Linked DNA regions of Mus musculus: region 1 is linked to region 2. A link is a contact called in ENCODE Hi-C or POLR2A ChIA-PET data. All regions are on one chromosome and are shown on one strand. Each heading gives the region's core, a stretch centred on a gene start or an enhancer-like site at or near the end of the contact. The rest is flanking DNA. Distances are from core to core; before and after follow the strand shown. Region 1 overlaps Cemip2 (cell migration inducing hyaluronidase 2). Region 2 holds the start of Cemip2 (cell migration inducing hyaluronidase 2).

What was found. Hi-C counts contacts between places; a loop is a spot of excess contacts on that map. ChIA-PET counts read pairs that join two places held with the same protein, here RNA polymerase II (POLR2A).
Region 1: a map of heart shows a loop between it and region 2 (4-fold over the local background). The contact joins the enhancer-like site here to the promoter of Cemip2 in region 2. A Hi-C loop is called at or near these places in 7 of 37 maps with a recorded cell type or tissue (adrenal gland, gastrocnemius and heart). POLR2A ChIA-PET finds 5 or more read pairs at or near these places in 3 of 5 experiments (Patski and embryonic stem cell).

What each region holds. Positions count from the first base shown.
Region 1 is chr19:21,818,050-21,822,564 of GRCm38, forward strand. All of the region lies in intron 12 of Cemip2 (cell migration inducing hyaluronidase 2), which reads left to right. Among named protein-coding and RNA genes, the nearest start is that of Cemip2, 42 kb to the left of the region's middle. Within about 2 kb of position 1,759, at least 2 of the 3 ENCODE cell types and tissues checked have a DNase peak (open chromatin) inside an H3K27ac peak, as active enhancers do; they include gastrocnemius and heart, where a contact is called at or near this core.
Region 2 is chr19:21,776,795-21,781,181 of GRCm38, forward strand. It overlaps Cemip2 (cell migration inducing hyaluronidase 2), which reads left to right and starts at 1,546. Exons shown (of 24, transcript NM_001033759.2): 1 at 1,546-1,992.

The sequences.
Region 1 (4,515 bases), core at 509-3,008, 41 kb after region 2:
ACCTTCAGGGGGAGATCATTTGCATTCGAGCACCTGGGGTGCTTTTTGATGGCAGCATATGTAGATGAAGTTTTGTAAGCTCACATAAAGGCATTTATCTTTCTGAAATGCCGAGGAAGTTGATGGCTTCCTTGTTCCTCTTTCACAGTGGAGATGGTTGTGAGAGCGAGTTACAGAGAGAAACAGAAAGAGAAAGGGTAACAACGGTTTCAGATTTGAGAACAAAGACTCACTCCCTGAAAAACAAGTCATTCCCCGAAACCTAAGCGTATAGAATTACAGTGAACGCGCAGATGTGGTAGAGCACTGGGTTTTGTTTCAAGGGAATGATCCCAGATTAAGCTGGCTCTAGTTCTCCTTGGTAGCCTCAGGTTAACCTCCTGGCGGGCTGGGTTACTCTCCCATGTAACCACATAACGTGTTTGGAATGTGGGCCAGTGTTACGGCGCTCTCTCTTTCTCTCTCTCTTTCTCAGCCAAAGTACACAAAGCATCTCAGGTGCATAGAAAGTGTTCTGGTCAATGTTGCAACCTGAAGTCACACTCAGTAGCAACCAGGAACATACTGTTTTTCTGTACTTCACGTTTATTGACTGGATCATGAAGTTGAAAGGAGATACATTGCAAAGGCTTTTGCTAGATGTAGGAAAGACACATGACCGGCCCAGTTGTTAAGGGAATAAAGCAGGAGCCAGACTAAAGGTGGCTGGATCGGATCTAATGTGCAAGGCAGGACTCGCCTTACACTGTTGAGAGATGAGGTTAGGAGAAGCCGGACAAAGCCCACATAGTGAATTGTGCACAGGACCCCGAAGGTCAAGTTAAGCATGAAACCTTCGAGAGCAGTGAGCAGTGATCAGGGAACATTTAAGGCCCCAAGGTGATGAACCTGGGATGCCAAAAAAATGGGCCAAAACTTAAGGAGGACCACTTAGATGAGAATAAAATTATGAAGCAAGAATATTGGATGTCCTACTTTGCTTCCTGTTGCTGTGATGAAAAACGCCATGTAATAAAAAGCAACTTGGGGAGGAGAGGGCCTATTTCAACTCACAGGCTACATCCTAACTGAGGGAGGCAGTGGCAGGGGCTCACAGCAGGATTCTGATGCAGAGACCCTGTGGGGATGCTATTGCTTACTGGATCTCTCCCTTGCTTTCTACCTGCCTAGGGATAGTGCTACCCACAGTAGGCTGGGCCCTCCTGTTTCATTTAGCAATCAAGAACATGCCCCACAGACAAGCCAATGGACTAGTCTGATCTAGAAAATTTCTCAGTTGAGGTTACTTGTTTCTAGTTGACTCTACTTTATATCAAGTATATCAAGTTAGCACTAAATAAAATTAGCATATTGGCCTAATCTCCCCGCCCTCCCCGCCAAAAAAAACAAACAAACAAACAAACAAAAAAAACCCCTACAAAGTTGCTATTGGAAAGTTGCCCGTGTATTTTTTATTATGTTTGTTATGAGACTAGACTCAAGATGGAATTCAGTCTGGTCTAGAACTCACAGGGCCTGCCTGCCTCTGCATCCAAGTGTTGGGATTACTGGAAGGAGCTACCAAATCTGGTCACACCTGCTTTTAAAAAGGTTTTTTATAGTTGGTAGTTTCAATGAGTTCGTGCCAGAAAAACTGTTAAACAGTTGGCTTCTTTTTCTGCCTTGAAAGAACTTATCTAAGCCTGCTGGCTGAGCTGGCTCAGGGCTTGCGTCACAAGTGTGAGATGTCAGTGCAACCTCCCTACAAGGCAGGCGAGGTGCCAGGAGAGGTAAGGGGAGTCCTGGGATTGCTGAACAGAGTCCAGCTGAATCATGCAGCACCGGGTCCACTGAGAGACCCTGTCATGAAACTAATGTGAGTCGTGAGTGAGGAAACCAGCTGACAGGAGCATCCTGCCTCCACACATGTTTGTTCCCTCATGTTTGTATGCATGTATGCAAAGGCCACGCTATGTACTTTATATGTTTGTATATAGTATGTACATGGATGGAGGAATAAGTATATTAAGAGGCTGTGGACATTGTAACTGGACTCCTCATTATGGCTTCAGAAGTTTGTTACTAGATAAACCTGTACGTATTATGAAAATGGTAATTATTCCTTCATACTCTGAGTTCTCTTACCAGTTTTCAAATGCAGACATACTAAGGAACTAGACTCCATTAGTAAGCTGTAACCTCAGAGCTAATTATAGAAGGGGAATGACTAGATAGTTGGCAGCTGTATGTATGTGTGGAGCAGTGTGCAGACTATGTCCACGTGTGTTCATGCAACCCAGACATGAGTAAAAATGACAGGACACAAATGAGTAATAAATAAATCAGGCTGTGAGCTGAACACCGGGCTCCTGGGATCTAGCAGATACACTCATCCCGTTCCTCAGAGAGGAAGCTGACTCACCAATTATCAGAGTCCTCAAGATGGGAAACAGTGGGAATTTGAAGATTGGGAAACTTCATTAGAAGTTGGGGAATTTCATAAAGAAGTTTTTAAAAGGGGTAGGGTGAGGCATGGTAGCCAATCAGTGCATTATAACTAATTAGTACATTCAAATCAGGGGAGGTGATTGTATTAGTTATTTTTGTCATTGCTATGACCAAATATTTTACAGGAAGCAACTGGAGAGGGGGGAGGGTTTTTTTTTTTGTTTATACTTTGAGAAGGGATATCACGGCAGGGAAGGAAGGCTCAGTGAGTGGCCAGGTTGTGAGGCAGCTGAGCACAGAGAATCCACAGTTATCAGTCAGAGGGAGAGGAACACTGGTGTTGGCTGACTCTTTCACAGACTGGTGCCACTTGCATTTAGGGTGGGCCATCCTACCTCAGTTTACCCAGTCTGGAAATTTCCTCACAGACATGCCTAGGGATGTCTCTCTATAGTGATTTAAATCCCACTAAGTTGTCAGCAGTATTAACAACCGAGAGACTGGAGAGATGGCTTAACCATTAGGAGCGCTTGCAGCTCTCGGAGGACAGGAGTTTTGTTCACAGCCTAGGTTGGGTGGCTCACAACCACCTGTACCTCCAGCATCTAGCCTCTATGGGCACTTGTTTTGTGTATATATATACACAGAGACACAGGACCACACATACACTTAAATAAAAATAAAATAAATCTTAAAGAAATTAACCATCATGATGTTTTGTCTATATGTGTGTTAGTGTACCACCTTCATAACCCAAAAGAGGTTATCAGATCCCCTTGAACTGGAGTTATAGATGGTTGTGAGCCATCATGTGGGGGTTGGGAATTGAACCCAGGTCCTCTGGAAGAATAGACAGTGCTTTTAACCACTGAGCCATCTTGCTAGCCCCTAACTGCATTTTCTAAATACCAGTGAAAAAGCTGAAATTGAGGACCCAGCTTTGGTGTAAATGATCAGTCATTGGGCTATATAGAGATGCTCAGAAGAGATGAGGGGGCTGCAGCAGGGGGTCACATGTTGCATTATAATATCTGTGTGTCTTTATTTAGAGTAGTGGTTCTCAGCCTGTGGGTCATGACCCCTTTGGTGAGGTGGGGGTCACATAGCTGATACTCTACATATCAGATATTTACATTAAAATTTATAACAGTAACAAAATTACAGTTGTGAAGTAGCAGTGAAATAATTTTATGGTTGTGGGTCAGCACAACATGAGGAACTGCATTAAAATGCCGCAGCAGAAGGAAGGTTGGGGATCCCGCTAATTTAGAACATTACAGAGCTCCTTCCCGTGGCTCTCCTTGTTTGACTTGCTGTAACAACTTTGTGCAAGGCTTTTTACCTCTTCAGTCTGAGCTAGTTAGGGCACTGGGCTTGGGTAGACATCATCCTCTTCATCCCTGATGCTCCCATTCCAGTCTGTGCCATCAGCATCTATCAGAAACCCACAAGGAGCCTCCCTTCTAGTCCATTCAGCAAATGTCATCCTGGGATATGCTGGGAGGGGTGGGAGGTTGGTGGATAGCGGAGATCGGATCACACGGTTTCCTGCTTTTGCTGACCTCCCATGCTTATTGAGCCAAGGGGCATGTGTGTGCCTTGGACCTGTTCCATTTCCCTCCTTCTCACCTCACTTCTTGTTCTCCAGTGACTTGCTTGGTACAGAGTGTAGTGCTTGATATAGAATGTGCAGCTCACAGGCCTGAGGCCCCCCGGGCTGGGTTCTCATTTTACAAAGATACTTCTCTCATGGCGGCTAGTTTGAGCACTGGGCTCACAGCATCGTACAAAGGATCCTTAATGTGTTATTGAAAAACTCAGTGCAATGAATTGATTTTTGAAACTCTTAGTTATCATTTTTAAAAATTTGGCTCTTTATCTTTTCTCCTGTCTTTGTGGGGTCGAGTTATCATGTGACCAGTTTTTTACTTTTTCACCAAGGTCCTTATAAATGTTAAATGAAGAATGTGAGAAATTCTGTCTTTGTAATAAATAATTTAGTTAGTCTTTTCAGGTTTAGGCATTTCCAAGCTATCTACTGAACTTAGATTCGTCTCTCTAGCTAAAAACATCGAAACAGCATATAAT
Region 2 (4,387 bases), core at 296-2,795:
TGTCTCTGGAGCTTCTCCTTCTGCATCTTTCCAAGGTTTTAGTTAACTGTGGGTTCGGTCCAGAAGCATTGCCAAAATTTACATTTGCAGACTCCTCTGACTCAGTCCATAGAGCTTTGTTGAGGCATTTCCAAGTTTTTTAGGATCTCAGGGGATTCTTATTAGCCCCAGTCTGGAAACATTGGTTCAGTTCTACCAAGTCCTAAACCAAACCTTGGAAATAGGGTATTCCTTTTTCTGTCTGCTGGTGTATCATAGCTACACGGTTGAATTTTTACTGGAAGGGGGAGAAAACAAACAAATAAACAAACAGACAGACAAACAACAGTGAGCCTGAAAAATGAACAATCCTGCCTGTACAGTATTCAATGAAACAGTTCCCCAGAGGCGACACGTCCAACTCCGAATTAAATAGAGGATGATGACTGTCCGGATTTGGCAATCTGGCAGCTGTCATTAGCTCCTGACCTCGTGGTCTGACGGACCAAGCCAGGTCGCGCCCTTTGCTGCAGGAAAGGCTTTTCCTCTGCCAGAGCAACTTCCTCCAGGGGACCGGGTGGTGGCAGGGCTACTCATGCCACCCGGCCAGTATATTCTGCAGTAGGGTGGGCTGAGGATTGGTTTTCAGTGTTGCATCTCCGCCTCCTGCAAGCTTCAGCCACTCTAGAGTAGCGTGGCCAGAAGGCGTGACCAGGCCTAGGTATATTTATTCTGGCCTTAGTGTGAGATGCTGGGGCTGCTCCAAGCTCCTAACCAGAACTGGACAACGGTCTGAAGTCAAGAACACACTGACTCTGCTGAGAGGGCTACGAATCCAGCTTCCTTGTTGGCCAGGTGGGGGCAGTCGAGGCGCCAGGACCCGAGGCTCAGAAAGTTTTGAGTGAGGTGGGGGGCTTGCGGGATATTATTGGGGGAATATACTGCTATGCCGAGTCAGCTTCATTCCGGAGCGATAAAAGATGTCGAACTCAGCTATTGGATGATAAAGGAAGAGAAAAGAGTTCAACCCTGTGTGTGTGTGTCTCAGGGGTGGTGGTGGTGGTGGTGGTGGTGGTGGTGTGTGTGTGTGTGTGGGTGGTGGTGGTGGTGGTGGTGGTGGTGGTGGTGGTGTGTGTGTGTGTGTGTGGGGTGGTGGTGGTGGTGGTAATAGGGGTTCAGCAGCCTGGCTAGACCCGAGAAGATGCAGGTTCAGTTTCGAGTGATGAGGGGTGCAGGCTCAGGTCGACTTTGTCAAGAGGTGACAAAAAAAGCAGTATCAGACTCAGCTGGGATGATGAGGTACACAGACTCAGGTTCAGGCCCGCTGCTTTTCCTGAACTCCCAGGTAGTCATCTGTAGCCGAAGGTCAAGGAGCCGCTGGGAAACCCTGGCCGCCGACGGTGTTGGCGGGCGTCCTTCCTGCTGAAGGCAGCTGGAGGCGCTGAGCCTTCGTCTGCAGCTTGTGGTGGGCGGAGCCTCCGCAGGTCTCGTCCCTCTGACAACAGGCCCCGCCCACCCCGCCTTTGACCCGCCTCCCTAGCTCGGGGCCGCCTGCCCAATCCGCAGCACTCTCGGCCCAGCCGAGCCGGCGCTTGTGTGGCCGGAGGCTGATTAGAGGGACCCTAGCGAGCCGCGGCGCCCGCCGAACCGGGGACCTGCGCGGCTCGGGAACGCGCCCTGCCTGCCGCTATTGTCTCGGAGCCGCACAGGCTCGCGCCGCCCGGACGGCGATTCCCCTCCTCTTCCTCCGGGAGGGAAGGATCCAAGAGCGCCAAGCCGGGCTGGCTGGAGGAGGTGGCCGCGAAGGCGGAGGGAGGAGCGTTACTCCCCGGCCCCGACTGCTTCTCCTCCGGCGTAGGTTGCCGCTGAATTCAGAGCGGCAGCGGGACGCGGGTTCCTGGCCATGGAGAGGAGATCTGCACGCGGGGACTCCAGGAGCTCTGCTCCCGCTCCTGCTCCTCTGGCCATCGCGTAGACACCTGAGTAGACCGACGCCAGGAGGGGGAGGGGAAGGTAAGGCTCCTCTAGTCCCGGGTGCCCAGCCCCGCCTCCTTGGCGGTCCCAAGGGCCCGGAGGGCGCAGACCCGACTTGCGCACCTTGGCGTCCTGGAGGCCTGGCTGTCCCTGTGCTGGCGTTTTTTTGCCGAGAAGCACAACATCCTGTGGGTTCCAGCGTCCGCCTTTGCCGGCGCCTTCCCGCCGGAGTTCTCCCATACATAGCGCCCCGAGACTCAACCTTCTTCCATGAAAAGGGGTCCTTAGGAATAGAGGTTTGATCCCCTTTTCATCCACTTTGTGTTCCCGGGGAGGTTAACAATGGGTCTTTTAAAGTCGGTGTGAACAGCCCTAAAGTTTCTGGAAAGGCTGCGTGGGGGACGCGGACCGCAGTGAAAGATTGATGGAATGTGCATTGTGGAGCCTTGGCGTCTACAAGAGCACGCTTGTGTAAAGTTTGGGGGGGAGTGTGGATCTTTGTCTCCTACTGTTCCCCTGAGTTGGTGTGACCCTGCTCCGTGTGGTAAGGCGCAGTTTCAGAATCTGGGCATCTTTAAAGCTGGGGACCAGTTTTTAGCACAGGACCTCACTCACCACAGTTCCTTGGCAGAGTTGGGAGGTCCTGGCAAAGAATGGGGTTCTCACTGCGAGTACCCTGAGGTGCTTCACGTAATACTACTTACTGCCCTCTAGCAATAAAACCAAGGTCTCTGCTGGGGGGCTGGTGTTTGTCACCAGACCCCCTGTGGAGCAGAAACACTCCCCTTAAATTCTCCGCCGAAGGTTAGGAGAACAGACTTTTGACACATCTCCTTTCTTCTGCAGTTGGGGTTAAAGGTAGAGTGCCTGTCTTTTAGGAACTTCCATCTGCTCCTGAACCACACAGTGTGTTGGACTGACTCCCTTGTGCTGGTGACTAGTCTGATGCTACACAGTTGCACATGTTGAAGGGCTGCAGAAGTCTTAAGGGCTCTTACCAGTAAAAAGAAAATTTAGAGGAAGAGGAGGCAGGAGAAGAGTTTCATCAAAGCTTAAGGGAAGCCTGAATTCCCATTGCAACCAGGCTTATCTGTTGGAAATGGCCACTAAACCCAAATACAAACAAATTATATATATCCCTAAAGATTAAGAAAACTTGACCCATTAGCACTGGTCTGGTCTCCATATCCTACTCTGGTGTGTCCCTTATTGTCTTTCCCTTTGAGTTTGCATTTCTGGGCAAAGCAAAATGTGCACCAGGCATGCTGTTCATTTAGTTAACATGGGACAGCTCGTGATAGTGTCTTCTGCCTTTAAAATAACATTCTTTATTTATGTGTAGGGTGGTGAGTCGGGGCTGGAAATTTATCTCAGACTTTAAGCTCACTCTATCCCATACTGTGTCTGATTTTTGTCCTCACAGAACGGAAAGTTAAGGTTAGACGAGAACTCTGAGCCGTCACCTGTTCTCTGTCAGCCTGTGGATGAGAGTAAGCTGAGGCGTGGTGAGTGTGCATCTCTCTGTGTGTGTGTTAATGTGTGCGCAAGACATTAGCATCTAAATTCTTCTCTGGTCTCCTAGGAAGTTCTGTGTAGTTGGGATAGCGGGTCCATGGCTAATTGTTTGAGGTAGGTCTCCTCTCTTCGTCTAGCCAATAGCCGGGGGATTTCCTGCAGTGTTATAATCACAGGAAAGTTGAGGTGACAGCACCGCAGTTATGCTGTAGGGGATGTAATTAAGCCTGTTGTTACAGATACCAAGAAAATGGGCATAGAGCAGGCTTGTGGACCATTATGAAATCGGAAGGATACCACTTAGTAGCTATGTGTGCTTCTGAAATTGAGATAAATGAGCCATATTTCAGAAAGAAAATCATAATCACTATTGAACGGATCACATCTGAAAATGGCTATACGCTATAAAGTGCTCTGGAGTATTTATTAGTAATGCACCCATCTCTCTATCTGCCATGGACCCATTAACTGAATTCTTAATAAAACCACTCGTGACATGCCAGACATTCTTGGAAGGACTCTCAGCAGTACTCTGTGGCACTTTCTGTCAGCTGGAGAGGGAAGGGAAGGAGTGGCTGCAGTTGGGGAAGCCAGAGGGCGGGAGATCCCTGTGTGTTTCCATTGACAAAGATGAGTAAGACTGCAGCCAAGGAAACGAGTGTTGCTGGGGACCCAAGCAAACTAACAATACTAAGATCTTATCAGCGTGTGAATGGGAGACCCACTGTACCCGGCTTCTTTATGAGGGCGGAGGGAGGGCTCACTGGAGGGTGGGCTGCAGAATCGATTCTGACATTATTTGCTAAATCAGGCAAAATAGAGACTGGAAATTGGCGTAAGAAGTATCATGTTTATTTTTCTTTATTTTATTTTATTTTATTTTATTTTATTTTTTTGAGACAGGGTCTCACTGTGTAGC